Linked DNA regions of Homo sapiens: region 1 is linked to region 2. Evidence: chromatin loops called from intact Hi-C (ENCODE). Cell type or tissue: PC-9. All regions are shown on one strand. Each heading gives the region's core, and the rest is flanking DNA. Links, peaks and the distances in the headings are about the cores only.

What was found. A loop is a pair of places that touch in the nucleus more often than their neighbours do. Peaks named below come from ENCODE experiments on the same cell type or tissue, not always from the same donor. Only the 100,000 strongest peaks of a DNase experiment are listed, where the experiment ranks them.
Region 1: it touches region 2 in a loop (10-fold over the local background); 2 of 110 quality-filtered maps call a loop at or near these places.

Annotation. Positions count from the first base shown.
Region 1 is chr9:131,741,143-131,757,309 of GRCh38, reverse strand. No RefSeq gene overlaps it. Among named protein-coding and RNA genes, the nearest start is that of RAPGEF1, 9.2 kb to the right of the region's middle. RefSeq lists enhancers at 1,608-2,215, 12,936-12,995. In PC-9, for the core only: CTCF peaks have their summits at 9,710 (motif pointing right) and 12,082; DNase peaks (open chromatin) are centred at 9,779, 12,299 and 12,639; H3K4me3 peaks cover 324 bases; H3K27ac peaks cover 1,559 bases.
Region 2 is chr9:131,171,514-131,187,680 of GRCh38, reverse strand. It overlaps NUP214 (nucleoporin 214), which reads right to left. Exons shown (of 36, transcript NM_005085.4): 22 at 13,363-13,626; 23 at 12,060-12,221; 24 at 9,271-9,370; 25 at 317-392. Among named protein-coding and RNA genes, the nearest start is that of NUP214, 54 kb to the right of the region's middle. In PC-9, for the core only: CTCF peaks have their summits at 6,257, 8,997 and 9,199 (motif pointing left); no DNase peak of the experiment used is centred there.

The DNA of each region.
Region 1 (16,167 bases), core at 5,250-13,249, 570 kb before region 2:
CACCATGTTGTCCAGGCTGGTCTTGAACTCTCCTGGGCTCAAGTGATCCACCTGCCTCAGCCTCCAGAGTGCTGGGATTACATGCATGAGCCACTTTATTGCATTCTTTTTGCATCATTGTCAACAAATTAGCTGGGCATACTCGTAGAGCTCTCTTTCTGGGTTCTCTATTCATGTGCATGTACTATCAAAAATTAATTTTAAAACTATATTGATGATATACAGCTATACTTATTAATATGAAAAAATGCCAACATATTGAGTAGAAAAAATATTACAAGAGGGTTATTTGGTATATTCTAATTTTTGTAAAACTTTTTTTTTTTTTTGAGATGGAGTCTCGCACTGTCATCTAGGCTGGAGTGCAGTGGCACGATCTCGGCTCACTAGAACCCCCACCTCCTGGGTTCAAGCAATTCTTCTGCTTCAGCCTCTCAAGTAGCTGGGATTACAGGTGTGTGCCATCACGCCTGGCTAGTTTTGTTTTTTGTATTTTTAGTAGAGATGGGGTTTCGCCATGTTGGCCAGGCTGGTCTCGAACTCCTGACCTCAGGTGATCCACCCTCCTCGGGCTCCCAAAGTGCTGGGATTACAGGCGTGAGCCCACCACGCCTGGCCAAACCTTTTTTTTTTTTTTTTTAAGAATGTGCCTTGTGCATATACATGGGGTCCACTCATAGCAAAGAACTTAAAATAGCATTTTACAAGCTGCAATCCCAGGGGTTCCCATGGAAGATTCTGAGGGGCTCACTGATTTGGGCAAAGCTGAACTCTGTGCCTTTACTTTGCTGATGTGTGATGCTCAATGAGAAGAATGCGGCTCTTCCCGGGATCTTTTGACTAAGGGATTCCCCACGTTTTCCCCCTAAGGAGCATTTCTCAGGGCTAGTGTTCCAGGGAGCGTACTCTGGGAAACTGGTCTGAAAGCCTCTCTGCCAAAATGTTAACAGTGGTTATCACAGAACTGTGGGATTCGGAGTGGTTTTTACTTTCTCCTTCTAACTTTTTCTGTTAACCGAAAAAAATCGATAACAATATTATTCAATACAAACACTAAAAAGCACCAGGTGCGATGGCCCATGCCTGTAATCCCAGCACTTTGGGAGGCCAACCCGGGTGGATGGCTTGAATCCAGGAGTTCGAGACCAGCCTGGGCAACATGCTGAAACCTTGTCTCTACAAAAAATACAAAAATTAGCCAGGTGTGGTGACATGCACCTGTAGACAGGAGGATCACTTGAGCCCCAGAGTTCGAGTCCAGCCTGGGCAATATAGGAAGACCCCATCTCTAAAAAACAAACAAAGAACTAACACAGTAACAAGTATTACTGTGACAAGGTGAGGGTGGTTGGGGGGGGGGGCGGCCACAAGGTGCCAGTGGCATAGGAGCAGGAAAAAAAGCCCAGGAAAGAATCTCCAGGAGGAAGGGAGAAGCAGAAAACACACAGCACCTGCAGTTCATTCACAGCAGCCGGAGCGAGGAGGTGGGGAGCCGAAAGCCACGCAGGGCTCCACAGCGCCACCATGTGACAGCAAAAGCTGACATCACAGCACTCAGTAAGACCTCACTGTACTGCAGCAGGGCCCTGGGGAGGAAGAGCTGGTCCTAATGCCACCCACATCGGGGCTGGTGGGTGAGGAAGAGGGGATGTGAAGTCACCTGTAAGGCTGGTGGTGGTTACATCCTGGAGACTTTGAAGAGTCGATTTTTTATTAAGTCCGCGTGTAGAAGAGACCTTGCTAGTTATATCCACAGACCACTCTTTTTTTTTTTTTTTTTTGAGACAGGGTCTTGCTGTCTCCCAGGCTGGAGGACAGTGGCACAATCATGGCTCATTGCAGCCTCGACTTCCTGGGCTCAGATGATCCTCCCACCACAGCTTCCCAAGTAGCTGGGACTACAGGCGCACGCCACAACACCTGGCTAGTTTTTTGTATTTTTAGTAGAAAAGGGGTTTCACCATGTTGCCCAGGCTGGTCTCGAACTCCTGGGCTCAAGCAATCCTCCCGCCTTGGCCTCCCAAAGTGCTGGGATTACAGGCGTGAGCCACTGTGCCCAGCCCACTCTCTTGTGAATTTCTCATTTATTTATTTATACCCTCCTTGTTCTGGGAGAAGACAAACAATTAAGCATGTCTCACAAGTGCTCATAAAAATAAGACAAGAGAGTATAAAATTAAAAGCAGTTGGCAGAAGAGAGAAGAACAAGGCTGGGTGCCAACCGGAGCCAGCAACCAGGCGTCTTCTCAGCCCCTCCTCGCTATCCAGGTGAGCAAGAGGCCTTGTTGTTCTGGAATTCCCAGTGGTGGGGGCAGGGGGAGGAACAAAGCAGGAGCTGGAGTCAGCAGGCAGCCCCCCGGCCAGGTGCGTCTAGAACAGGCTCTCACAAGCATGGAGAGAATGCATATTTAACACTGAAAAGTCCAGACGGCCCCAGGCTTCCATTGATGGCTCTCAGGCTGAGGAATCGCTGTTGAGACAGAGCTGAGATTTCCCAGCATTGAGATTTGTGTGATTTAAGGGACCAGGGTTCTGGGGGGAGGAGACATTGCAGAGGTAAAAAGCCAGTCCTCGGCCGGGTGTGGTGGCTCACGCCTGTTATCCCAGCACTTTGGGAGGCCGAGGTGGGAGGATCATGAGGTCAGGAATTTGAGACCAGGCTGGCCAACATGGTGAAACCCCGTCTCTACTAAAAATACAAAAAATTAGCCAGGTGTGGTGGCCGTTGCCTGTAATCCCAGCTACTTGGGAGGCTGAGGCAGGAGAATCACTTGAACCCAGGAGGCGGAGGTTGCAGTGAGCCAAGATCGCGCCACTGCACTCCAGCCTGGGTGACAGAGCGAGACTCCATCTCAAAGAACAAAACAAAACAAAAGCCAGTCCTCAGAAGTTGGCTTTCCCTCACATCCATTAGGATGGCTATTATAAAACAGCAGAAAATAGGCTGGGTGCAGTGGCTCACGCCTGTAATCCCAGAACTTCAGGAGGCTGAGGTGGGTAGATGACTGGAGGTCAGGAGTTTGAGACCAGCCTGGCCAACATGGTGAAACCCTGTCTCTCCTAAAAATACAAAAAATTAGCCGGGCGTAGGGGCCGTTGCCTGTAATCCCAGCTACTTGGGAGGCTGAGGCAGGAGAATCACTTGAACCCAGGAGGCGGAGGTTGCAGTGAGCCAAGATCGCACTGCTGCACTCCAGGCTGGGCGACAGTGCAAGACTCCATCTCAAAAAACACAAAACTAAACTAAACAAAACAAAACAAAACAAAACAAAAGCCAGTTCTCAGAAGTCGGCTTTCCCTCACATCCATTAGGATGGCTATTATAAAACAGCAGAAAATAGGCTGGGCGCGGTGGCTCACGCCTGTAATCCCAGCACTTCGGGAGGCTGAGGTGGGTAGATCACTGGAGGTCAGGAGCTTGAGACCAGTCTGGCCAATATGGTGAAACCCCATCCCTACTAAAAATGCAAAAAATAGCTGGGCGTGGTGGCACATGCCTGTAGTCCCAGCTACTCAGGAGGCTGAAGCAGGAAAATCATTCGAACCCAGGAGGCAAAGGTTGTAGTGAGCTGAGATCATGCCACTGCACTCCAGCCTGGGCAACAGGGCAAGACTCTGTCTCATAAAAAAAAAAAAAAAAAAGAAAAAAAAAAGAAAAGAAAGTGTTGATGAGGATGTGGAGAAAATGAAATCCTGATGCACTGTTGATGGAAATGTAAATTGATGCAGCCGCTGAGAAAACAGTACTGTGGTATCTGAAATAATTAAAAATAGAATAATCTGCCAGACGTGGTGGCTCATGCCTGTAATCTCATCACTCTGGGAGGCCAAGGTGGAAGGATCACCTGAGCCCAGGAGGCTGAGACCCAGCCTGGGCAACATACTCCAGCCCGGGCAACATAACGAAATTTTTAAATTTAAAAAATTTTAAAGTTAGCTGGGTGTAGTGGCACATGCCTATAGTCAGTCCTAGCTACTCAGGAGGCTGAGACAGGAGGATCGCTTGAGCCTAGAAGGTTGAGGTTACAGTGAGCCAGGATCATGCCACTGCATTCCAGCCTGAGCAACAGAGTGAGACCCTGCCTCAATACATTAATTAATTAAGGTCGGGCACAGTGGCTCACACCTGTAATCCCAGCCCTTTGGGAGGCTGAGGTGGGTGGACCACCTGAGGTCAGGAGTTCAAGACCAGCCTGACCAACATGGCGAAACCCCATCTCCACTCAATACAAAAAATTAGCCAGGTGTGGTGGTGCCTGTAATCCCAGCTACTTGGGAGGCCGAGGCAGGAAAATCGCTTGAACCCAGTTGGCGGAGGTTGCGGTGAGCTGAGATTGTGCCATTGCACTCCAGTCTGGGCAACAAGAGTGAAACTCCGTCTCAAAAAACAAATTAATTAATTAAAAATAGAATTATCATACGATCCAGTAATTCTACTTCTGTGTATATACCCAAAAGAATTGAAAGTAAAGTTTCAAAGAGATATTTATACACCCATATTCATAACAGCATTATTTACAGTAGCCAAAAGCCGAGTGTCCAAATAGATAAACAAAATGTGGTCCATTCATCCATACAAAGGAATATTATTCAGCCTTGAAAAGGGAGTGGCACTGTGACGCATGCTGCAGCACAGGAGAACCTTGAGGATGTGTGTTAAGTGAAATAAGCCAGTCACAAAAGGACAAATACTGGATGATTCCACTGATATGAGGTGCTAGAATAGTCAAATTGGTAGACACAGGATATAGAATGTAGGTTGCCAGGAGCTGGGGAAGGGGAAAATGGGGAGTCAGTGTTTCATGGGGACAGAGTTACAGTTTAAGATGATGAAAACATTCTGGAGATGGATGGTGGTGATGGTTGCATAACAATGTGAGTGTGCTTAATGCCACTGGAGGGCACACTTAAAAATGGCTAAGATAGCTGGGCCCAGCGGCACGTGTCTGTAATCCCAGCTATTCTGGAGGCTGAGCCAGGAGGATCACTTGAGCCCAGGAGTTTGAGGCTGCAGTGAACCATGATCACACCACTGGGTGACAGAGGGAGACCCTGCCTCTTCAAAAAAAACAAAGGGTTAAGATAGTAAATTTTACGTTATGTGTATTTTACCACAATGTAAATTTTTTTATTATTAAAAAAAGTAGTTGATTTTCAAAAGGATGCCTCAGCCAGGTGCAGTGGCTTACGCCTGTAATCCCAACACTCTGGGAGGCCTAGGTGGGTGGATCACAAGGTCAGGAGATTGAGACCATCCTGGCTAACATGGTGAAACCCCGTCTCTACTAAAAATACAAAAAATTAGCTGGGCGTGGTGGCAGGTGCCTGTAGTCTGAGCTACTCAGGAGGCTGAGGCAGGAGAATGGCATGAACCAGGGAGGTGGAGCGTGCAGTGAGCCGAGATCATGCCACTGCACTCCACTCCAGTCTGGGTGACAGAGCGAGATGCTGTCTCAAAAAAAAAAAAAAAAAAAGGACGCCTCATGCTGAGAACTGTGGGCCTAGCAGCTGCCACAGGGGGTGTGAGTGGGAGGGGAAGCCTGGGTTTCCAGGGATACTAGACCCCTGAAACACGGATGTCCAAGAAGATACTGTTTTGTTTTGTTTTGTTTTGTTTTGTTTTGTTTTGTTTCTGAGACAGAGTCTTGCTCTGTCACCCAGGCTGGAGTGCAGTGGCGTGATCAGCGCTTACTGCAGCCTTGACCTTCTGTGCTCACGAGACCCTCCTGCCTCAGCTTCCCAAGTAGCTAGGACCACAGGTATGTGCCACTACACTTGGCCAATTTTTAAACTTTGTTGTAGGACGAGATCTCTCCATGTTGCCCAGGTTGGTCTCAAACTGCCGGGCTGAAATGACCCTCCCACTTCAGCCTCCCAAAGTGCTGGGATTACATGGTGAGCCACACCACCCAGCCAGAAGGTACTTTTCTGCTAGCAAGCGCCTTGTCACTCAGCTTGCTAAAAAGACTCAAGATCTTCCTGATCCAAATAGCTCCTGCCCCCGATAAACAAAGAGTGGAGAATTTACGGATCTACTCAACATGTATTCACTCAGCACCTACTATGTACCAGGCCCTGTGCACAGATGTGCATAAGACAGACACTGTCCTTGTGTATCTTATGCTATGCTGGGGGAGATGCTCAACCCAAGAAATTCCAGGCCATGCTCAGTGGATCACGCCTGTAATCCCAGCACTTTGGGAAGCCAAGGCAGGGGGTAACCTGAGGTCAGGAGTTCGAGACACACCTGGCCAACATGGTGAAACCCCGCCTCTACTAAAAATACAAAAATTAGCCGGGCATGGTGGCGCACACCTGTGGTCCCAGCTACCCAAAAGCCCGAGGCAGGAGAATTGCTTGAACCGGGGAGGTAGAGGTTGCAGCGAGCCAAGATCACACCAATGCACTCTAGCCTGGGTGACAGAGTGAGACTCCGTCTCAAAAAAAAAAAAAAAAGAAATTCTAAAATTGACATATAACCAAAAAAGGACACACCTGGATGGTTCCATTATGTCACATTCTAAAAGATGCAAACTCATCTACAGTGACAGAAAACACCGCTGTGGTTGTCTGGGGCTGGTGGTGGAAGAAGGTTTAGGGACCCAGGGGCACAAGGAGACCCTTGGAGGAAAGAAAATGTTCTGCATCTTGACTGACAGCAGTGATTTCATGGGTGTAGACATCCGCCAAAACACATCACGTTGTATACTTTCAATGGATGCTGTTTATTGGGCATGAATTAGACTCTGCTTGATAAAATATTGTTTTGGTTGAGTGATGAGCTGAAGTGATAGGTTTCTCGTTCTTTCTTTTTTCCTCCAATGCTGCTCCTTCTGCATGACATGATAGGTTTCTCAAAGGTTACCTTTAAAGTGAGCCCTACAGGAGGGACCATCGGGACAATGATGGAAGATGGGAAGGTGATGGGGGTGGGCCCAGCACAGAGAGCTCCACTGGTTAAGCATGACCAGGAGGAAGAGCGTGAGCCTCGTGAGGTTGGTGGGAGAGAGGAGACTGAAGACCACCATAGGACTGGGCTCTGTGCTGTGAAGATGGGGAGTATCTGAAAGCTTGTTTTCCCCCCCAAGATGGACTCTCTGTCACCCAGGCTGGAGTGCAGTGGTGCGATCTCAGCTCACTACAACCTCTGCCTCCCAGGTTCAAGCAATTCTCCTGCCTCAGCCTTCCGAGTAGCTGGGATTACAGGTGCATACCACCACACCAGGCTAATTTTTTTTATTTTTAGTAGAGATGGGATTTCACCGTATTGGTCAGGCTGGTCTTGAACTCCTGACCTTATGAACCACCCGCCTTGGCCTCCCAAAGTGCTGGGATTACAGGCGGGAGCCACCGCGCCTGGCCCTGAAGGCATTTTAACCTGGAGAGTGATACCACTGTCGGTTTAGCATGAAGACCCCTCTGGCCACAATTTGGAGAAGAAATTGTGAGAAGAAAGGAGGTGGAGCCCCATTAGGAGTGACTCAGGCAGAAGATCACGAGGCCTGACACCCAAGGAGAGTGGAGGTGGGGCTGGAGGGCAGACCAATGGCTCGAGGTGTTGGTGACAGTGGATCCCAAGCCCAGGCTTCTGAATTGAGTAACCTGTGGAAAGAGGTGACATTTCCTGAGAGAAAACCCTGGAGGAGAACCCCTCCTGGGTTTGAACGATTCTTGTGCCTCGGACTCCCAAGTAGCTGGGACTACAGGCATGAGACACCACACCTGGCTAATTTTTATATTAAATATTTTTAGTAGAGATGGGGTTTCGTCATGTTGGCTAAGCTGGTCTCGAACTCCTGACCTGAAGTGATCTGCCTGCCTCAGCCTCCCAAAGTGCTGGGACTACAGGAGTAAGCCACCACCCCCAGCCCCAAAAAAACTTTTTAAAAAATTAACTGGGTGCGGCAGCACACACCTGTGGTCACAGCTACTCCGGAGGCTGAGATGGGAGGATCGCTTGGGCCCAGGAGTTTAATATAAGTATCCATCAAGAAGAGAATGAGAGGCTGGACGCAGTGGCTCATGCCTGTAATCCCAGCACTTTGGGAGGCCAAGCCAGGCAGATCACTTGAGGTCAGGAGTTTGAGACCAGCCCGGCCAACACAGTGAAACCCCATCTCTACTAAAAATACAAAAATTAGCTGAGCGTGGTGGTGCACGCCTGTAATCCCAACTACTGGGGAGGCTGAGGCAAGAGAACTGCTTGAACCTGGGAGGCAGAGATTGCAGTGAGCTGAGATCACATCCCTGTACTCCAGCCTGGGCGATAGAGTGAGACTTAGTCTCAAAAAAAAAAAAAAAAGCAGAGAATGATCAAATACATTTTTATACATTCATACACTTGAATGACTTAAAATATCCAATAGGCTTATACTTGCTAGCATGAAAGATGTTCAATATATTAATATACTTAATGAAAAATGCAAGTCTTAGATTGCATTGGACAGGATAGGTGAACTGCTATAACAAATCCAGTAAAGCTACATTTCTTTCTGATGTCACAGCCCAAAGTAGGTCCACTGGGAGGGGGCGGCTCTACCCCAGACAGTCATTCAGGGACCTAGGCTCCTTCTATCTCCACACATCATCAAAGCTGAAAGAGAAAGGAAAATGTCAACCATCAGGTGCTGGAGAAATTTATGAGTGGGGCACGGAAGTGGCAATCATTATTTCACCCTCATCTATTGTTCAGAGCACCTGGCCACACCTAACTGGGAGACGAGTCCAGCTGTGTGCCCCAAAAATAGATTTGGTGAGCATTTAGCCAGCCTCTGTCTTGCTAACTGATGTGTACCATTTAAACTCATTCATACAAAACACCATAAATGTGTGCATGGGGCTGGGCACAGCGGCTGACACCTGTAATCCCAGCAGTTTGGAAGGCGGAGGAAAGAAGATCACCTTGAGCCCAGGAGTTTGAGACCAGCCTAGGCAACATAGTGAGACCCCCTCCCTACAAAAAATTAAAAAATCAGCCAGGCATGGTGGCGCACACCTGTAGTCCCACCTACTCAAGAGGCTGAGGTAGGAGGATCGCTTGAGCCTAGAAGGTCAAGGCTGCGGTGAGCCAAGATCACACCACTGCACTCCAGCCTGGGAGACAGAGTAAGACCCTGTCTCAAAGAAAAAAAAAAGCGTACATGGATATATTTTTAATAGAGAAAAATCTGGAAAGATGTACATTAAACTGTTAACTCTTATGAGTGAAAGTGGGACTTCCAGTTTTTATTTTATATATGTGTTTGATTTTATTTTTAATTTTATTTTTAATTTTTATTTTTATTTATTTTTATTTTATTTATTTATTTATTTATTTATTTATTTTGAGACAAAGTCTTGCTCTGTTGCCCAGGCTGGAGTGCAGTGGCGTGATCTCGGCTCACTGCAAGCTCCGCCTGCCAGGTTCACGCCATTCTCCTGCCTCAGCCTCCCAAGTAGCTGGGACTACAGGCGCCTGCCACCACGCCCGGCTAATTTTTTGTATTTTTAGTAGAGATGGGGTTTCACCATGTTAGCCAGGATGGTCTCAATCTCCTGACCTCGTGATCCGCCCGCCTCGGCCTCCCAAAGTGCTGGGATTACAGACATGAGCCACCGCACCCGGCCTGATTTTATTTTTTAAAAAATGAGCACATATTTCCTGTGAGATTTAACAATTTAAAGAATTGTAAAATGATAGTACATTGCTCTTTAGATTTTAAGCAAATGGAGTTTAGAATTCTAGATGTTCACTAGGGGGCAGAAGAGATGTGTGTGTGTGCGTGCGCTTGCTGTTTGCTTGTCACTGTTTACCAGATTACTGGCACAATTTCCCCATTCATCAGGTCATCTGTAAGGTTTACAGACTTGTTTAAGGAAATGACAGCACCCAGGCCTCTCACACTAGTAGACATCAGCTGTGGGCCCAATAATCTCATATTTTCACCAATTTTTGATTACTGTGGTAAAATACACGTTACATAAAATTTGCCATCTGAGTCTTTTTTTTTTTGGTAGAGATGGGATCCCACTATATTGCCCAGGCTGGTCTCGAACTCCTGGGCTCAAAGGATCCTCTTGCCTCAGCCTCCTAAGTAGCTGGGACTACAAGTATGCCATGCCCAGGTTACCTTAGTCTTTTTTTTTTTTTTTTTTTTTTTTTTTTTTTTTTTTTTTTTTTTTGAGACAGAGTCTCGCTCTGTCACCCAGGCTGGAGTGCAGTGGCACGATCTCGGCTCACTGCAAGCTCCGCCTCCCAGGTTCACGCCAGTCTCCTGCCTCAGCCTCCCGAGTAGCTGGGACTACAGGCGCCCGCCACTGCGCCCGGCTAATTTTTTGTATTTTTAGTAGAGACGGGGTTTCACCATGTTAGCCAGAATGGTCTCAATCTCCTGACCTCGTGATCCACCTGCCTCGGCCTCCCAAAGTGCTGGGATTACAGGCATGAGCCACCACGCCCGGCCCACCTTAGTCATTTTTAAGGGTATAGTTATGTAGTATTAAGTGCACTCATGTTGTGCAATCATTACCACCATCCATCTCTAGAACTCTTCATATCTTGTAAGATTGAAAGTCTGTACCTATTAACCAGTCACTCACCATACTCCCATACCCCCAGCCTTGGACAACTACCATATTACTTTCTGTCTCTATGAATTTGACTATTCCATTTTAACCTGATCCTCAAGGCTGTGTGGTTGCCTTATGGGTCATTATCAAAAATGTGTCTGTTTCATACCAGCCTTTGAGTACACAGAGATCTAGAGGTCTTCTAATTGGCCTGAATCCCTACTTGTGAGAAAAAAGGCCAAAACTACCATGAAGCTGATCTGCTGCCTGTTCTGCTGGAGTCAGCCTGAAAGATCCCACATTTAGATAGTGGAGTGATGACCCAGACATCTGTCCTGGCCTTTCTAAGGATCTCTGTGGACATCTCTTCAATATCAAGGACATGGACACCAGAACAGGATTCAGCTGTATGGAGGCCCAAGGCATGGGGGAATGTGGGAGCCTCATATTCTCCGTAACAAATAATGAGCAAAATCTCCATAAAAACATAACATCGTCTGGGCACGGTGGCTCACGCCTGTAATCCCAGCACCCTGGAAGGCCGAGGTGGGTGGATCCCCTGAGGTCAGGAGTTCGAGACCAGCCTGGCCAACATGGTGAAACCCCGTCTCTACTAAAAATACAAAAATTAGCCTGGCATAGTGGCACACCTGTAATCTCAGCTACTTGGAAGGCTGAGGCAGGAGAATCACTTGAACCCGGGAGGTGGAGATTGCAGTGAGTCGAGATTGCACCACTGCACTCCAGGCTGGGCGACAGAGTTAGACTTTGTCTCAAACAAACAAACAAACAAATAAACAAACAAAAAAATGACATAACTGACCCTATTTAAAGTCACTGAAATATTTGCCTTCTCTATTTGGACTTGCCTGATGCTCCAAATTGAAATGAATACCTGCACACTCAGAAAGCATGTTAGGCACCCCCGGCTGGAACATTCCTCACAGCTGGTTTCCTGGAAGAGCTGGTTGAGACTTGAAAGCTCTGCCCCCAAACACCCCTGAAGCTCTTGGAGACCAGCATGTAGATCTTATTTATCTTTGTTTTTCTCATAAGGCCCAGTACTCTAAAGATATACAATCTATGTGGATTGAATTGAACTGAACCCAAGATCAAGCATATATGTAAAACACTGTGGGGAGGAGGTATAAAGAGAAGTTTGAGTAGAGAATTTGTAGCACCATGGTTAAAACACGAGCTCCGAGCGGGCTGACCTGTGTGAGTTCCAGCCCCACCACTTACTAGAAATGTGTCTTCGTGTCTCCCACTAAGCCACATGGAGTTAATACAAGCCATAGAGGATGCAGGGTACACCTATGCTAAGCCCTCCTTTGCTGAGAACTGGACCCACAAGTGTAGCCTCTAGCAGTTGTGTTTGTACCATGTAACCCTGTTGTGAGCCCGATTCTGTCACTGTTCGGGGCGCCACTATGTAACCCGCACCGACCTAGGGCGACTGAACAAAGGGGGCGAACACGGAAATAAAAGGCAAGAGACAAAAGAGTATATTTGGAAGAAGGGGTCAGGGGGCACCTTGCCTCTAGTGGACAAGAGCTCTGAGCTTTACACAGCCCTCTGTATTTATTAGGCAAAAGAGGTAGTGAGAACTGGGGTGGAAGAAGGGGTCAGCTGCTTGGCCCAGAGTAGGCTTGTAAGACTGCATTCCTCGAACAACAGGCTCTAGATGTCGCAGTAGATAGCCTTGGCCCCAGGGAGTGATTGCCTCCAGGAAACCTTCTGTCTGCAAGAGCAGTCGTGAGCTTGTTCACATCTTGCATTCATGATAAACAGTTTGCTGTTTGATCATATAGACTCCAGTGGAATGCTGAGTTGGTCACGCGTCCCTCAGGCCTTCAGCTTCCTACATAACCCCACCCACCTGGCCAGACCCAACTGGGCCAGGGGTGGACCACTGACCCCAGCTGGGCCAATCAGCTCCTCTCTCCTGGAACTTGGGTTTGGATTGAGCATCCTTAGCGGGTCTGGTCTCACGGCTGAGCTGGGGAAGGAAGTGGCCTCGGGATGTGTGGGAAAGTGAGTGATTGTTACGTGCAGTTCAGTTGCTGGCGAGGTATTGAATTTCCTGCCCTTTGGTTCTACCTATGAGACATTCTTTTTTTTTACCAATAGATTCCCCTTTGCCAACATTAAGTAGGTATCTACAACACGTGACCAAACAAACACTCTCTTATCTAGACCCCGCCCTCCCAGGATTCATGTCAGGATTGAGGCAGTGACTGAGCAGTGCCCAGCCACAGGCAGCCCTCAGGAAGCATCAGCCCTCATTCCCATGACTCCTGTTAGTAATGGTTTCACCTCCTCCTCTGATCTACAATGGTGATGTAATGAAGCAATACTCTCTGTCCACAGGGAACGGACAGTGGTGTCTGGGAGTTCAGGCAGGTGCCTGCTAACAGATCCCACCAATCCAAGCTGAGGTGGGCCCCTGGCCACCAGCCTCACTCTGGCTGTTTTCTACCCGAGTCTCGTGGAGTTCCTGTTGTCTGAATAGCTGAGTGTTGTCTGCAAACGCAAGAAGAGGATGTGGCGCTTTTGCAAGGGGCCCCCATCTAAAATAGTCTCTGTGAGCAGGCTCAGAGCCACCTAACTATTTCTTCCATCTTCCACCATGGAGTCTGGAGAGCTGCTAGGGTAGAGTGGTCACCTGGCTCACCCCATCCTTCCCTGGAATGTTGGGAGAAGGCCTGACAGCACCCACCCGAGTGTTGACTGAGCCCCTTCCCTCTGCTGGAGTTGGTGCTGCCGCAGTACAAGAGCCCGGCATGACCCCTTGTCTTAATAGGGCTTTATTTTCTGTTATCTTACAATTTATTTTGTTTTCAGACACAGGTCTCACTCTATTGCCCAGGCTGGAGTGCAGTAGCTATTCATAGGTGTGATCATAGCACCCTACAGGCTTGAACTCCTAGGCTCAAGTGATTCTCTTGCTTCAGCTTCCTGAGATGCTAGGCTGTTCCACAGCCTCTGCTCCCAAGTTTTCTCACAATTGGCACAATTCCTAGGCTGGCCAAGTCACATATTCTACCCCATTCCTGCAGTCATTGGCCTGGGGATAGACGTGTGACTCAAACTGAGCTAATTAGACTCTGCCATGGGGCTCTCTTTGAAACAATGAGGAAAGAGATCCTCTTTGTCCATTGGGGTTGTTAAGCAGGCAGGTGACAGGCCCAGGACTGCTGGTGCCCAGCTTCACCCTTTGCTACCTTGTAGAGAAAGATGACCTGAGAAGGGAACCAACATAGAGGACCAATGGCCTTGTTCCAGAGCCTGGGTTAGCTGCATTTGGACCTAATTGTACACCTGGTTTACTAATTATGATCTTCAAAAAATGCCCTTCTTGCTGTAAGCAATAGCAGAGCTAGGTTTCTGAGAGTGAAATCAAGTTTCCTAATCAGTACAGGAGGATGGCCCTGTTGGGGCGTGTCAGGGAAGCATTCTCCATAGAAGTGACAGTGAAACTAAGAAGCAAAAGATGACTGGGACCAGCCAAGTGGAGAGGAGGGGAGGGAACATTCTAGACAGCAGGAGCAGCTCATGAGAAGGTTCCAAGTCAGCCAGAACTGGGCTTTGGGAATCCGTTTGCTTCATTACCTTGTGTGTGTTCTACTATAGTTATAAACATCTTTGATGAATAGCCTTTATTAAGTAAGTTCTGTGACCCTGATTTACCATAATGTCCATTTGCAAAGTACTTTGTTGTTTGCAAATCTTTTGTCATTGGATATGTCATAATTTATTAAATATATTTGTGTTCTCACAAACCCCTGACTGCACCTAGTATCCATGCAGTCTAGTTTTCTACTTTTCAACCAGGATTTTGGATTTAAAATATCGGCTCTTCTCAGCTCAGAAGCCTAGAAGGGTTGGGGGCAGCATTGAGTGTGTTTTGGGGTTGGGCCTGGGACCAGGGGCCAGTTTTGCCTGGTAAGGCATCTGCCAAGAGGGCTGAACAGGGCCACCCTGGATCAGAGCATCCATTCATCAGGTGGAAGAGGGAAATGAATTTGTCAATCTTTGGATTTGCCTTTGACCTCTAGAGGGCTGCAACTGATGAAATGATGATGGGAAATTTGGCTGCCATCTATGACCATCTCCTTTTTTTTTTTTTTAAAGAGGGAGTCTCGCTCTGTCACCCAGGCTGGAGTGCAGTGGCGCGATCTTGGCTCCCTGCAACCTCTGCCTCCCAGGTTCAAGTGATTCTCGTGCCTCAGCCTCCTGAGTAGCTGGGACTACCAGCGCGCACCACCACGCCCGGCTATTTTTTGTATTTTTAGTAGAGATGGGGTTTCACCATGTTGGCCAGGCTGGTCTCGAACTCCTGAACTCAGGTGATCTACCCACCTCGGCCTCCCAAAGTGCTGGGATTACAGGTGTGAGCCACCACACCCGGCCTGACTAGCTCTTAGTTGTGGAATCGGTGACCCTTTAGACTGTCCAGGGAGATGGGAATAAGAATCTCTCACAACATTAGCAGTTTTTCCTCCTCCCTGCACCTCCCCCAAATCCTGTCCCCATCACTAGGTTATTTAATTTACTTATTTTGGGGGAAACAGGAGGGAAAACTAGCCCAGGTGGTGCGTGCTACTTCTTTGTATTCCATCTTAGACTAACAACAGGAAGCAGGCAGCAGAATTGCCCCACATTGGAACATCACTTGCGTTACTAATTTGTTGTTATTTACTACTTGTATTATAGGATTTAACTTTGACTTCCCAGCTAAGTTGTGAACTCTTTGGAGGGAAGCACCAATTGTGCCCACTTTTGTAGGGCCCACAGAACCCGAAATAGTGCTTAGACTTAGCAGATCCTTTGATTCTTAAATGACTTTTTTTTTCCTTTTTTTTTTTTTTTTTTTTAGCCAGGGTCTTCCTCTGTCACTCAGGCTGGAGTGCAGTGGTGCAATCATGACTCCCTGAAACCTCTGCCTCCAGGGCTCAAGTGATTCTCCCTCATCAGCCTCTCAAGTAACTGGGACTACAGGCAGGTGCCGCCGTGCCTGGCTAATTTTTGTATTTTTAGTAGAGACGGAGTTTCACACATTGCCCAGGCTGGTCTCGAACCCCTGGGCTCAAGTCATCCACCCACCTCAGCCTCCCAAAGTGCTGTGATTGCAGCCGTGAGCCACTGTGCCCAACCACGACTTTTTTTTTTTTTTTGAGACGGAGTCTCGCTCTGGAGCCACCAGGCTGGAGTACAGTGGCATGATCTCGGTTCACTGCAACCTCCATGTCCTGGGTTCAAGAGATTCTCCTGCCTCAGCCTCCCAAGTAGCTGGGACTACAGGCGTGTGCCACCATGCCCACCTAATTTTTGTATTTTTAGTAGAGATGGGGTTTCACCATGTTGGCCAGGATGGTCTCAATCTCTTGACCTCGTGATCCACCTGCCTCGGCCTCCCAAAGTGCTGGGATTACAGGCGTGAGCCACCGTGCCCAGCCACGACTTTTAATGAACTCATTTCCACACTAGAAAAGTTCCACAGCTGAGCCCCAGGGTGCCCTTCTGGATGTCAAATAAGCAGGGCAGGCAGGGTGTGCTGTGTCCCTGAGGGAGTTGGGCCCAGGCCAGCATGGAGGCTCTAGGCCTCAGGGGACATTT
Region 2 (16,167 bases), core at 5,432-13,431:
GTACGGTGGCTCACACCTGTAATCCCAGCACTTTGGGAGGCCGAGGCAGATGGATCATCTGAGGTCAGGAGCTCGAGACTAGCCTGGCCAACGCGGTGAAACCGCGTCTCTACTAAAACTACAAAAATTGACTGGGCATGGTGGTGGGTGCCTGTAATCCCAACTACTCAGGAGGCTGAGCCACGAGAATCACTTGAACCCAGGAGGCAGAGGTTGCGGTGAGCCAAGATCGCACCACTGCACTTGAGCCTGGGCGACAGAGTAAGACTCTGTCTCAAAAAAAAAAAAAAAAAAAAAGTAAAAATCAGTAAGTTACCTGCTTGGCTTGGTTAGCAGCCACTGGGGTCAACACTGGGTGAGGTGTTTTGGCTGTGGAGTAGGGCACTGAAGAACTGAAAAACACACAAAGCATACACTCAGAGAAAGGCATGACTAGGTAAAAATCACATTCATTCTCAAGCCAACCTTCTGTCCAATATACAATACCAGTTTTGGGTAGGATACAGATGCATGGGACCCCAATACAACTGATTTGACATTTTTTTTGAAGGATAAATTTTAAAAATGAACTTTGGGTTTTTAGCATGAAAGTCAAAGCAGTGGCCTTATAACTTATTTCCTTTCTGCAATCCAAAGAAAAAAATTAGTAACCATTCAGAACTAGATCTTTTTGCTATCCAGAGTATAAGCCCTCCTCCTCCCTGGCCCTTCCCCCTGTTGTAGACCACGAGAAATTCCTGATTCTCTTACCCAAGCAGGCTCTATGGGAAGCATTCTCACTGCCACCTATGCATCCAATTCGCTGCTACCGCAAAGGTGCTATCCAAAGAGATCTTAGCTTCTCACAGCAGCTATCTCCAGGGCTCACCAGGTCAGCATCCAAGGGATTCAAATGTACCACTGTTCCATTCCCAACCTGCATCTTTGCTACAGCATGAAAAGTATACCCCTATTCGCAGAAAGAGCTCTCATCATCTTTTGTTAACTCTGAAGTAGGTGAATACTGTATGTGAGGAACTGTTATTTCAATAACTAGTGTTCACATATGGGAAAACTACCTGTTAGTGTAATCACACACAAAAGTTCTTGGCTCCTAGCGGCAATTTTTTCAATTTATCTGTTGTCAGCCCAGCGCTACTCTGACTGGTATATATAGCAGTAGTAGTTGTAGGACCTGGTTATTTTTCAGAACTCCCCTAGATTTAGGGAGGATTCATATTTTCCATCAAAAATGAACTTAGAAGATAAAAGATAGGCCTGTGCCTCACGGAAGAAAATTATCAAACAGCTTAACAAACCTTACAAGCATATTGAGATTCTCTGCTGGAATAACAAGGGGACCTTCCTAAACAGACTTTATTAGATTGAGAGAGAAGAAAAAGTGAACTTATGTTCAATGAAACAAAACCCGTTTCATGCTTCTACTGAAGCCAGAAGCAGCTATAAATATGCATCTCTCTGGAGAAACACATCTCTGTTCCCCTGAGATAGTTTACCAAGCAGGCAATACAGATACAGTGTTCCCCCGTCACCTCCGCTGAATCTGTACCAGAGGAAAAGAATGTGTGAGTGAGACTGCTGGGCCCTGAGCAGTACCTGGACAGACACAGCAGACTTGCTTAGAGAAGAGGTTGGAGCTCACAAGGATTACAAAGGAAAGGAAACTCTTTCATGCTTTCTCAAAGACAAACAGAAATCAGAAATAAAAATAAAAGCAGCAATTTATCCAAATTTTAGAAAATTTTTTACAGCCAGAATTCAATTGTGACATGATAGTAAATTATGCATGAATAAGACTGAGTGTAATTATTATTCTATTTATTTGTGATAATTCTATGTATCTCCTGAGTATCCTAAATCCCCAAATACACAAAATTAGGATTCACAGTACCTACACACCACGTGACACCCCTGCAAAGAAATGCTGTTCAGTGCAATCAGCCAGTAAACCAATTAACAAACCAGATCCAATAAATCTCTTATCAAGATCCAAGACAGCACACAGAAAAAAACAGTATACTCTCAAACAAATATGTTCAAACGTTTTTGCATGAGCATGAACCAAAACAATGGAAATCAATAGCTAGAAATGATCAAGAGATAGAAAAGCCAAATTCAGAAGTATCCATATCTTAGGTGACTTTATTCCACTTTTTAGCAATATGGAGTTGAAAAATATCAGAAATTCATCTTGATATTTGTTCTAAGAAGAAAATGGTGCTATAACAGAGCCCCAAAGAGACATCTCTTTACTGAGTGAGTCTACAAATGACACTGACATTGCCAGCAACACTAAAGTTCCTGCTTCAGAAATGAGCGACAGAGGCACAGATCACTAAGAGTCTGGAAACTCGGGTTCTTGGAGAAAAATAAAACACAGAAGAGTCATTTTTTTCTGTTTTTGGCCACACATTACCAGCACTACATGCCAACAGAGGCAGACAAATGCACACATGTTCCATGGATGTGTACTCTACACACAATTATAAAATTGGGTTGTGAAGCATTAAAATGTCACCTAGGCCCTTTGCTATTGATCCCTCCAACTTTAATGAACTTCAACAAGGTAAATACTCATCCCATTGTTGTAAAAAGCCTCAACTTCTTGTAACTTATTTCAGGATTTTAAAAAGCATAAAAAACAAGAGACCTGGTTATGTTTTATTTTGGTAAATCTTAATCACTATCACATGTATCTTTTCATACATACTCATATATGAGAGAGTGGAACTTATCAAGAGTAACTGAAGAAACAAAGAAATCAACAGGGAAAAAGAATGAAAATGATAGAAGATACTGAAAACAAACACTCTATATTCAATTCTTGGGCGTTTTTGACATCTGTCGATGGAAATATAACTGCCAACTATTTTCTCCATTGGTAAATTTAATGTCTTCAAAGACACATTCTTTAAAATAGTATCCAAAAGTCTGTTAAAGCAAATTGTATTTCCTGCATGAATGTTTAGATGCTAAGTAACTTAAATAATTAAGACGGAATTGCATTAGAGCTTTGAAAAAATCCACATTAAATATGAAAAAATAGGCCAGGCACGGTGTCTCACGCCTGTAATCCCAGCACTTTGGGAGGCCGAGGTGGGTGTATCACTTGAGGTCAGGAGTTCGAGACCAGCCTGGCCAACATGGTGAAACTCCGTCTCTACTAAAAATACAAAAAAATTAGCCAGGTGTGGTGGCAGGTGCCTGTAGTCCCAGCTACTTGGGAGGCTGAAGCATGAGAATCGCTTGAACCCGGGAGACAGAGGTTGCAGTGAGCCAAGATTGTGCCACTGCACTCCAGCCTGAGTGACAGAGCGAGACTCCATCTCAAAAAAAAAAAAAAAAGAGAGAGGCCGGCTGCAGTGTCTCACGCGTGTAGTCCCAGCATTTGGGAGGCCAAGGTGGGTGGATCATCTGAGGTCAGGAATTTGAAATCAGCCGGGCCAACATGGTTAAACCCCGTCTCTACTAAAAATACAAAAATTAGCCGGCTGTGCTGGTGCACACCTGTAATCCCAGCTACTCAGGAGGCTGAGGCAGGAGAATCGCTTGAACCTGAGAGGCGGAGGTTGGAATGAGCTGAGATTGCGCCACTGCACTCCTGCCTGGGTGACAAAGCGAGACTCCATCTCAAAAAAAAAAAAAAAAAAAAAAGAAAAAGAAAAAAGAAAAAGAAAAGAAAAAATACGAATAGTGTAAGAATTTTTAATGACATGGAAAATGTAAACGATTACATTTCATGATTAAGCTGAAAAGGTTACAAATTTACAAAGCAGCATGCATCCAAATTTTTCTCTAACAAGAAACATTTTCATAAAATAAGGATGAAAAAATGTGTAAATAACAATCATACATTTGTGGTGGGAATAAAGGTGATTTTAAGTTTGTTCTTTTTAACTATCTTTTTTATATCTACAACAAACATTTGTAATTAGAAAAACAAAAGGATTAAAGTTCCTTTTAAGTTTCTGGTCATTACTAGAGTTATTATTTTTAAAGTAGAGGAACATCTTTAAATCAGTGAAAGAAAAAAACTGCCAATCTAGAATTCTTTACCCTGTGAAAATATCTTTCAAAATCAAAGGTGAAATAAAGACTTCTGCAGACATACAAAAGCTAAAAGAATTCAGATATGAACCTCAAGAAACATTAAAGGAAGTCCTTTGAGCAGAAGAAAAATTATACCAGATGGCAAGCTGGGACCAGACACAGGAATGAAGAACCCTGGAAATGGTAACTATATGTATAAACATGTAAACTTTTTTCTTCTTATTTAAATGTATTTAAAAGATAGTCAGCCGGGCGCGGTGGCTCAAGCCTGTAATCCCAGCACTTTGGGAGGCCGAGGCAGGCGGATCACCTGAGGTCAGGAGTTCGAGACCAGCCTGGCCAACATGGCGAAACCCCGTCTCTACCAAAAATATAAAAATTAGCCAGGTGTGATGGTGGGCACCTGTAATCCCAGCTACTAGGGAGGCTGAGGCAGGAAAATCACTTGAACCTGGGAGGCAGAGGTTGCAGTGAGCTGAAATCGCACCACTGCACTCCAGCCTTGGCGACAGAAGAAGAATCCATCTGGGGGGTAGTGGGGAGGAAAGATAGTCAACTGTTTATAACAATGTATCATGAGGTTTACAATACAGTGGAAGTAAAATGCACAATAGCATAAAGGTGGTGAAGGGAGAAAATAGAATACTGCTGTTAGATTCTTACACTATTCTTTAGTAATATAGTATCACTTGAAGACAGTCTGTGATAAGTTGAAGATGTATACTATAAACCCTAATGTAAGCACTTAAATAACACCAAGTTATAGCCAATAAGTCAACAAAAAAGTTAAAATAGAGTCATAGAGACATTTAACCCAAAAAAAGGCAGAAAAACAAAAACTGAACAACAAACAGATGGGATAAATAGAAACAAATAGCTATATAACAGATTTAAACCAAAACATGTCAATAATTACACTTAAGGTAAACGATCTAATCACCCCAATTAAAAGTCACAGATGGTCAAGATTAAAAAAAAGCAAGCTAAGGCCCACTATATACTGTCTACAACTGTGGTCCCCAACCTTTTTGGCACCAGGGACTGGTTTTGTGAAAGACAATTTTTTCCACAGACGGACAGCGGAGGGGGATGGTTTCAGGATGAAACTGTTTCACCTCAGATCATCAGGCTATAATTTTATATTTTATTCAGTTAGATTATCATAAGGAGCATGCAACCTAGATCCTTTGCATGTGCAATTCACAATAGGGTTCATGCTCCTATGAGAATCCAAAGCTGCCGCTGATCTGACAGGAGGTGGAGCTCAGGTGGTAATGCTCACTTGCCTGCCGCTCACCTGCTGTGTGGCCCAGTTCCTAAGAGGCCACAGACCGGTACTGGTCTGCAGCCCAGGGCTGGGGACCCCTAATCTATAAGAAATCCATTTTATTTTTTTAAATTATTTTTGTTTATTGTGGTAAAATACACTTAACAAAATCTGCCATCTTAAAAGTAACCATTTTTAAGTGCACATGTAGTTCAGTGATACTAAGTACATTCACATTGCTGTGCTACAAGAAACCCATTTTAAATATAAAGACAAAATAAGTTGAAATAAAAGGATGGAAAAGATATGTTGTGGTGCTGGGACAACTGGATATCCACATTCAAAACAATGAAGTTGGATCTCTACTTCACACCATTTACAAAAATTAACTCCAAATGGATCAGAGACCTAGATATAAGAGCTAAAACCACATAACTCTTCAAAGAAAACATCGGTGTAAATCTTTATGACCTTGGATTAGGCAATGGTTTCTTACATGTGACACCTAAAGCACAAGCAACAAAAGAAAAAATAGATAAACTGGACTAAATTTTCGTGTCAAAGGACACAACAAGAAAGTGAAAAACAACTCAAAGAATGGGAGAAAATATTTGCAAATCATATGCTTGATGAGAGACTTGAATACAGATTATATAAAGAAACTTAGAGCTCAAAAATAAAAAGACAACCTAATTTTAAAATGGAGCAAAGGAACTAAATAGATATTTCTCCAAAGATACAACTGGCCAATAAGCACGTGAAAAGATGCTCAATATCACCAGCCATTAGGGAAATGCAAATCAAAACCACTGATAGTGTGAGATACCATTTTATACCACTAGGATGACTATAACCAAAAAGATAGTCAATAATGAGTGTTGGTGAGGATGTGGAGAAGCTGGAACCCCCATACATTGCTGTTGGGAATGAAAAATGGTGCAGCACCTCTGTAAACCAGTTTGAGCTATGTAATCCAGCGATTCCACTCCTACATACATACCCAAAAGAACTGAAAGCAGGGACTCAAACAGACACTGTCCACCAACAGTCTTTCCTGACCTACTCCCCCAGCATTCTTCCTCTTGTTCCCTCTACTCTCGTCACCAGAGGTCCCCCCTGACTCGCTCTTCAACTTGTAGACACGCTCCTGCTACAGGCCCTGTGCTTGGAGCTTTCTTCCGAGATATTAATGAGACCTGCTGTGTGGCCTTTCTCTCTTCATTCAAAGGTCACCTTCCTGAGAAGGCCTTCCCTGGCCACCCTATTTAAAATTATAACCCATGTTCAGACAATACTCTCTAACCTTTCCCCCGCTTTAATTTTCTCCATCACACCATATCACCATCTAATATATTACATATTTTACTTATTTATTTTGATTATTGTTTGTCTCTCCAAACAATCAGTCTGTTAGTTTTTTTGGTCTATTTTGTTAACAACAAAACAGGTAGTTTATCTCCAGCTCCTAAGAATACTGTGTGGCATACAACAAATGCTCATTAAGTATTTGTTGAAAGAATGAATAAATGAATGAATGCACACCAAAATAAGTGTTTGTGTAATTGGCAGTTTCCCGGCTGTCTTCTTGTTTGGTTTGTCTTATTCAACTACCCTATCTCTAGTACCCAGGGCAGTATCATGCTCACAGCAGACGCTGTGTAAGAATCTGCTGAATCAAGCGATGGAGCACTGCAAAGGAATTTGAATAGCTGTGGGTTGGCGCCAGATAAACACTCTTCCAACGAACTGAATGGATGAGGCCAATGAACATAAAGTACACCAATGGCAGAAATATGTAAGCTCATCCTATGATGAATCTTCTGTAGATACCACTGAGAAAAAGCTAACTGCAAAATTAAATACTTAAAATACACTTAGGAAACTACTGTTTAAAAGAATCTGTTCCACGAGAGCTGGCTGAAAATAATTTTAAAAATAAAACATAAAAGAATCTGAAAGCAAGTCATTTTACAATGAACATATTCTCTCGATCTTTCCTGGGGAGGGGTGGCAGTAAACACCAATTTTCACTTTTCAATTTATGTTTGGAGTAGAGTTTACCTATTATTCAATAAATGATTATTGAAAGGAATGCTTCTACATTTCAGGCACCATGCTGGGCATACACATGAAATAATTATACCAGAGTCTAATTCTGTGGAGAATGGAACAGAAAGTTTCTTCAAGATTTCTTAAGTTGTCTGAGATTTTTTGTCAGAAAGAGTAGACTCAAAATTACTCCTTGAACAAACCCTTCATCAAAGATCAGCTCAGATGAACCATTTAGGGAAATGAAGCTTGAGAAAAGGAGAAGTGGAATCTCCAAAAGGTGCTTCTCATACATGGTTAGCACCTAATATATCTCAGAAACACTAGACAATACTTCCTGTACCATATGCTGAGTTTTCCCATCTTATGTAACATTCTGCCTTGCCTTCCCTATGCTGGGAATCTGGCTACAATTCCCAAACTCTAATGCATAGTTCTTTCCCTTGAAAAGCTTGCAACAACCACAAATACCATCTTGGTCTAAACAGCATACCAAGGCTCCGAGGTCACTACAAAATAGTAATAGAGAAGGCTTGTTTTTTGGCTGTTAGTATGGCCCTGAGATAACTAAAAATTCCTCAAACAAGCAGTGTTGATAAACAGAACAACATGGAAAAAAAGAGGCCAGCGGACCAGTGAGGCAGGGCCACTTGAGAGAGGGAAAACAGAACCGTGGGCAGATCTGCTCTGTGCAATGGCAGAGGGTGGGCACGCTGTGGAGAACCACAAGGTCTATGGCTGCCCTTCTTGCTGCTAGACTAATCATGGGTACCAGACACTAACTCCCTGAAATCTGATACTAGTCCTCAAGATCCCCATGTTCCAAGTGAGGAAATGTCCCTCAACTCTTCCCTTTGCCACAGGGGATGGTGGTTGGTCTAAAGGGATCACAGTCACAAAATATGCAGGGCAAAGCAGGGCACAGGCATGTTCTGCGAACCTGCCCAGGGCAGCGGGAGGGAGTCAGCACCCTGAATTCCGAACACAGATGAGGACTAAAGACAAATGAGCTAGGCTGGGCACAGTGGCTCCTGCCTATAATCACAGCACTTTGTGAGGATGAGGTGAGAGGATCACTTGAGCCCAGAAATTTGAGACCAGCCTGGGGTGACATGGCAAAAACTCCATCTCTACAAAAAATTAAAAAATTAGCTGGGTGTGGTGTCATGTGCCTGTAGTCCCAGCAGCTACTTGGGAGGCAGATATGGGAGCATGGCTTGGGCCCAGAAGGTTAAGGCTACAGTGTGCCATGATCGTACTGCACTCTGCACTCCAGTCTGGGCAAGAGTGAGACCTTGTCTAAGAAAAAACAAAAAACAAAAAACAACAACAACAACAACAACAAAACCACCACCACCACCAAAAAAACAAGTGAGCTCCACCAGCAACAATCCAGCCCTCAAACATGGCATGGCAGAGAAGCTAAAGTCTCCAAACAGAGGTGCTGTCTTTTATACAAAAGCAAAAGAAATGGGAAGAACAGAAATGCCTGGAGAAGGGAAGTGAGGGAGGAGAGTGTCACCCTTGAGATTACAGTTTCCAGAATCAAGTCTGCATGAGACCCAAAGCATCAACTCTGGAACCCCTAGGGCATTAAAAAAAAAAAAAAAATCAACCTGCACACCTAATGTGTACCACACAGAGACTTACACATGGCAAACAGAAACTGAGCATACAGCATCAAGACAAACTTTAAAAGTTTGTGAGGCAACTGTCACCGGCCAGTTAAAAAGGACAGTCTCCTGAAAATGCATTGTGTAGGCAGGCTTAGCCGCCACCCCCCTTATAACCTAAGGCGGTGCAGGAAAACCAGACTGTGACAGTGGCACTGCTGCTCCCTGCAGGCAGTCCACCGCTACTACAGAAGCAGCCAGGGGCTGAAACACACTGCAGTCAGAACATACCCCATGGCTGTAGAAGGGGTTGCAGGGTTATTCTTCAATTCCTGCACATTTACCACTTGAGGGACATTCTTCAACGTTGATTCAGTCAAAGTGTTTACAGCTAATTTAAACAGAGAAGAGAGAACACCATATTAATTCCAGCAAAGGATAAAAAGTTCTAGCCACATATAAATGAAAAACCAAGACATGAGCCCAAGCAGATTAGAGCCTTATCATGTGAAGGAAATCTACTCTAGGTAGTTCTTGCAGCATTGTGTTCAAAGGAACACCTGGCCTACTCCATTAACACAGGTGATGGAACAAGGCTTCCTGTAACTGAATCGAATGTACTAGAGTAGGGGAAAAGAATTCTCTGGCCAGCTTTTCTACACAGAGCTGAGACACCTGCCACACTGCTGGTCTGTCCTGGAAAAGGGCAGCTTGAGCTAGAGGATTAACAGCATCTAGACTCAGGATTTCTGCCACTCATTCACTGTCTTTCTTTAACATGGGCTTATTATGTGCCAGGCTCTGTGTTAGGGGCTGCGAATACAAAATGTATCTATAGTTTCTTCTCTAAAGAAACTCATGGCCTAGTGAGACAGAAAGGCATAATGAATAAAATGTGGAAAATGGAGCTTGGACAATAATGGGAGAAGAGACTAAGAGGCATATATCTGACACCTCCTCATCAGCTTTCGTCTTATAATTGTAAATTGTATCCCAAAAGACTTAATGACATTCTATAATTAGCAATTAAGGAAGCCTGAGCAAAGCTTGTGGCTCATTACTAACTGCATCACTGGCCAAGGTGAAAGTGGTTATCACAAGCAGAATGACAGACCTGTAGTTAATTCTCTTTTATTCCCTCTTTCAAAGAAGTGACCAGAACATCTTGCCCACGACTGCACATCTTTCATATTTCATATTCAAAGGTGCCTATACCTTAGAAATTTTTGCATCCAACATGATAATACAGATCACACCACCTTCTGCTGAGTGGAACAATCCTCAATCCTAATAGATTTTAACGTTTTACAGATCATTGACTTGATCAACTTGATTTCAGGCCTGTTCAGCACAATGGCAAGATTCTACCTGGTCCAAGTAATATTTAAAGAGATCAAAGAATTCTATTTTTAGAAAGCCCAAAGGTACCTCAAAAGTTATCTTTGTTTTGTTCTTCAATATATATGTTAGATGTCTTAATAAAGGTTTTAATATTTGAATTTTTCTTTACAATCTTTTGACTTATCACTGTTTAATGTTAGTTCTTTTTTCCTAAATCAAACTATTATGTCTTTTTAGTCTTTAAAAAAAACTCTAAATTGATAAGTGTTGTAAGCAGTGATACATCTAAAAAATAATTTTACTCAGCTAAAATGAAAATATTTGGCTTATATCTGTTTCTTGACCCTGGCACTACTGACATTTTGGGGCTAGATAACCCTTTGTTGTGGGGGTGTCTTATGCATTTTAAAGATTTTTTTTTTGCAGCATTCCTGGCCTCTACCCACTAAATGCCAGCAACACTGCCAACTGTTTCAGGGGTGGAGGACAGGGAAGTGGGGGCAGCCTCTAGTTGAGAACTACTAGCTTATAAAACTGATAACTAGTGATAACTGAAGTCCTTGAGACCAACTACGCAGACTGTAAAATCCTAATGTACAATGTACATTAACGTAGAAAGTAGTAGAAAGTTTGGGATAATGACAAGCCACTGACGAAATGTTAAGTGCTAACTGACTTATTAGCGCTTCCTTCTGTAAAAGTTAAATTTTACAATGTTAAAAAAAAAGCTTTGGTCAGGAGCAGTGGCTCATGCCTATAATCCCAGCACTTTGGGAGGTAGAGGCGGGTGGATCACTTGAGCCCAGGAGTTTGAGACCAGCTTGGATAACATGGTGAAATCCTGTCTCTACAAAAATTTTTTAAATATTTGCCTGGTGTAGTGGTGCATGCCTGTAGTCCTAGCTATCCAGGAGGCTGAGGTGGGAAGGTCACCTGGGTTCGGGAGATCACGGAGGCTGCAGCGAGCCGTGATCGCACCAGTGTCCTTCAGCCTAGGCAACACAGTGAGACCCTGTCTCAAAAGAAAAAAAAAAAAAGCTTCATGCAAGATATAGTTGGAGAAGAAAAAATGCTCAACTGAAAAAGAGCAGAGGGTTAGAGTCTGGGTTCTGCTACTTATTGGTGGGATAACCTTCACCTCTCTGAACTTCAGATTACTCAAACACAAAATGGTCATTCTTTTTGTTTGTTTGTGTTTGTTTTGTTTTAGAGATGAGGTCTCACTATGTTGCCTAGGGTGGTCTCAAACTCCTGGCCTCAAGTGATCCTCCCACCTCAGCCTCCCAAAGTGCTGGGATTACAGGCATGAGTCACTATGCCCAGCCAAAATAGCCATTCAAATACCTACCTCTTGGGGTAGCTGCAATCTGTAAGATACTAAGAGATGACGCTAGTGTTATTCGATGATCGAATTTCAAAGGTTATAATTTTAGGGCTCTAAGCAGACATTATTCAAAAGTAGGATTAGCAATTTTGTTTAAAAAAAAAAACAAACCCCACTGATTTCCACCTTAACTAAATGTGGCAGTTCTAATCCCTCCCCTTAAAAGCAAAGATTTTCAGACCTAGTCTCTGCTTTCTTAGAACTCTCTCCACAAAGGGGAGAGGGCTGTCACATCAATCTTCTCTTCTGAAGGGCACCAAAGAGCGCCCACTGTTTCTTGCCACCTGCTGTCCTGGCCTGTGACTCAGACAGCTCATAATCAGCCTCTGTACAGGTATGGGGCTACAGCTTTTACCTGGTGCCTGACTGGCCATCTGCCGCCTGAGTGCTGCTGCGGCAGCTGCCTGCGGGGCTGAGATGGGGTGGGAAGGACTAGGTGCACCATGTTTCACGGTTTTCGTGGCAAGCATTGTGCTATCGGCCCCTTGAGGAATAATTTTGCTAGCAGATGTAGCCACTAAGAGGAAAAGAAAAATTAAGTGTGAGTGGGTGAGAGAACAGGAAAATACAAAAGGTTAAATTGGTAAATTCTTTATGTTCGACTGCAGGGAAAATGCTAAAATTAGCGTTAACATAGAAAAGTACCAGTAAACTAACAGGCTGGCATCTATATCTTTCAGTTATCGCATGAAATTTGCCTACCCACCTCTACTAAGATACATCATCATTTCCTGATACTGATTGAGATACAACTTTTATACCAACATAGACCAATTCCCTGATCCCCTCTCACAAATTCTCTTCATTCTAGTACCTAACACTGGTATTTTTCTCTGCTGGAAGTCACTTTGATGCAAAGCCCTGACACTGTACTGAAAGTGTGGGGGCACAACACCTGTCAGTACAGTGAGCCAATACTGACCACAAGCATCAGAGCTGGTGAGTTCTGAGGCAGAATATGCCACAAGTCAGGCTGAAATGAGCCAGGATTTAAAAGATATGAGTGTGGATGTTGCTTTATAACTGAAGCAAACAGCCCCCTTTTACTTCTGAAAAAGATCTGTTTTAAAAAACAAGCTGGCTCAGCAGAAAAACTGTTATAGCGCATAAACTTGGAGAGCCATCTCCTTCCTCACAATGGCCTAGCAACTGCTTTCAAGGGGAACACACATCTTTTCAATCAGTCTTCTAATTTCTAGAATATAAGCAGAAGTGAGTTGAGCAGCCAGGTGCAGTGGCTCATGCCTGTAATCCTACCACTCTGGGAGGCCAAGGCAGGTGGATCACCTGAGGTCAGGAGTTTGAGACCAGCCTGGCCAACACAACATGGTGAAACCCCGTCTCCACTAAAAATACAAAAATTAGCCAGGCGTGGTGGTGCACGCCTGTAATCCCAGCTACTTGGGAGGGTGAGGCAGGAGAATCATTTGAACCCAGGAGGTGGATGTTGCAGTGAGCCTAGATCGCGCCATTACACTCCAGCCTGGGCAACAGAGTGAGACTCCACCTCAAAAAAAAAAAGAAAAAAAGAAAAAAAAAAAAAAGTGGGCTGGAGCCAACCACCATATTGGTGTGACAGTATAAGACCCAGTTACAATTCCGTCATTAGTTAGAAACATCATAGGGAAAAACAGTTTCCTTTCCCACTGTTTACTTACCTGAAGTTCCCATCACACCAGGTGAAGAACCATGAACCAGGTGAGATTTAGCAAAAGGTGCTGCATGGGGCAAGAGACTGGGCTGGATGGAAGGAGTGCGAACCACGGGGGCGTGCCGAGGGGCCTGAACCACTGCCTCGTCATCTTTACAGGACGTCCGTGCATCTTCACTCTCCAGAGACTGGGAGACAGATGACGTTGAGCTGACTTCATCCAAGTCTTCATAATATCTCTGAGACAGAAAGGCTGATCGAGACAGGCTGGCTACAAAAGCCCCAAACAAAACACAATTTAGACAACTCAAAGCAAGCCCAAAAGCTAAGTAATTTTCACTGTTGATAAAAAAAAAAAATACTCAACTTGTAAAATGATTTAATTATTACTTATTTTAAGTGGGAGCAGGTATTGTCAAATGTGAACAAAAATGGTTTTGGGTCTTTGCTCAGATGGGGATTTGAGAAACTGAGGTGTGTGAACGAGAACATCTTGGGGCTGTTAAAAGAATGTGAAAAAGTAAGAGACAGAATTAATGCTGGTGTCAAAGTAGAAGCCTGGAGCCCTCACTAGTATAATAATAATATACTAGAAATGTAACAGGCAAGTTTCCATGGTGGGGTGAACAATCACACCATTACTGTCACCTTCCAATGATAAGCTTCTAAGAACAGGTCCAACGCAAAATGGATTAGAAAGAATGTCCTCGGTCCTGAGTGTCTCGAACATTTCCAGATAAATCTAATGATTCTTCTGATTCAGACAATTAGGTTTAAAAAAAAAAAATACAAGAGACTGGGTGCAGTGGGTCAGGCCTATAATCCCAGCACTTTGGGAGATTGAGGCAGGAGGACTGCTTGAAGCCAGGAGTTCAAGACCAGCTTAGGCAACATAGTGAGACCCTGTCTCTACAAAAAATAGGGTAACAGAGTGAAACTCTGTCTCAAAAAAAAAAAAAAAAAAAAAAAAGGCTGGGTGCAGTGGCTCAAGCCTGTAATCCCAGCACTTTGGGAGGCTGAGGCGGGCAGATCACCAGGACAGGAGTTCAAGACCAGCCTGGCAAATATGGTGAAACCCCATCTCTACTAAAAAATACAAAAATTAGCCAGTCGTGGTGGTGCACACCTGTACTCCCAGCTACTCAGGAGGCTGAGGCAGGAGAATCGCTTGAACCCGGCAGGTGGAGGTTGCAGTGAGCCCAGATTGCACCATTGCACTGCAGCCTGGGCAACAGAGTGAGACTCCTTCTCAAATAACAACAAGAAAAACCCAAAAGAGAAAATAGAATTGAATTGAACTGAATCCCGGCCTTCTGTTTAGACTACGAAGAGTAAGGCTTTATGTCATGTTAACTTTCTATCATAAATTTCAGAATGCAAGTGAATACTTCCTGTATATTGGAAAAAACAAAAACCAAACAAAATAATCTAGCCCTTTTTCTTCCCTCCCCAAGTTATTTAAAATGGCTCTGCAAATATTTATTGACTTTTGTGTCCCATGTGCACATGGCTCTGCAAGATTTTATTGTCATAATGTAAGTATAACATAAACAAATGCCACTAAAAACCAATGCTATGTGCTACGGCTGTCTTAGCCAATTTGGTAGCCAGTAGCCATATGTGGTTATTTAAATTTAAAGTAATCAAAAGCAAATTAATGAAAAATCAATTCCTCGATTGCACTATCCACATTTCATGTCCTCTACAGCCACATGTGGCTAGTAGCTACCCTGTTGGACAACAAAGATACAGAACATTTCCATCATCACAGAAAATCTTCCTGTGAGACAGCAAAAGAAACTACCATCAGAGTGAACAGGCAACCTACAAAATGGGAGAAAATTTTCACAACCTACTCATCTGACAAAGGGCTAATATCCAGAATCTACAATGAACTCAAACAAATTTACAAGGAAAAAACAAACAACCCCATCCAAAAGTGGGTGAAGGACATGAACAGACACTTCTCAAAAGAAGACATTTATGCAGCCAAAAAACACATGACAAAATGCTCACCATCACTGGCCATCAGAGAAATGCAAATCAAAACCACAATGAGATACCATCTCACGCCAGTTAGAATGGCAATCATTAAAAAGTCAGGAAACAACAGGTGCTGGAGAGGATGTGGAGAAATAGGAACACTTTTACACTGTTGGTGGGACTGTAAACTAGTTCAACCATTGTGGAAGTCAGTGTGGCGATTCCTCAGGGATCTAGAACTAGAAATACCATTTGACCCAGCCATCCCATTACTGGGTATATACCCAAAGGACTATAAATCATGCTGCTATAAAGACACATGCATACGTATGTTTATTGCGGCACTATTCACAATAGCAAAGACTTGGAACCAACCCAAATGTCCAACAATGATAGACTGGTTTAAGAAAATGTGGCACATATACATCATGGAATACTATGCAGCCATAAAAAATGATGAGTTCATGTCCTTTGTAGGGACATGGATGAAATTGGAAATCATCATTCTCAGTAAAATATTGCAAGGACAAAAAACCAAACACCGCATGTTCTCACTCACAGGTGGGAATTGAACAATGAGAACACATGGACACAGGAAGGGGAATATCACACTCTGGGGACTGTTGTGGGGTGCGGGGAGGAGGGAGGGATAGCATTAGGAGATATACCTAAGGCTAAATGAAAAGTTAATGGGTGCAGCACACCAGCATGGCACATGTATACATATGTAACTAACCTGCACATTGTGCACATGTACCCTAAAACTTAAAGTATAACAAAAAAAAAAAAAAAAAAGAAAATCTTCCTGTGAGATAACAACTAGGTACTG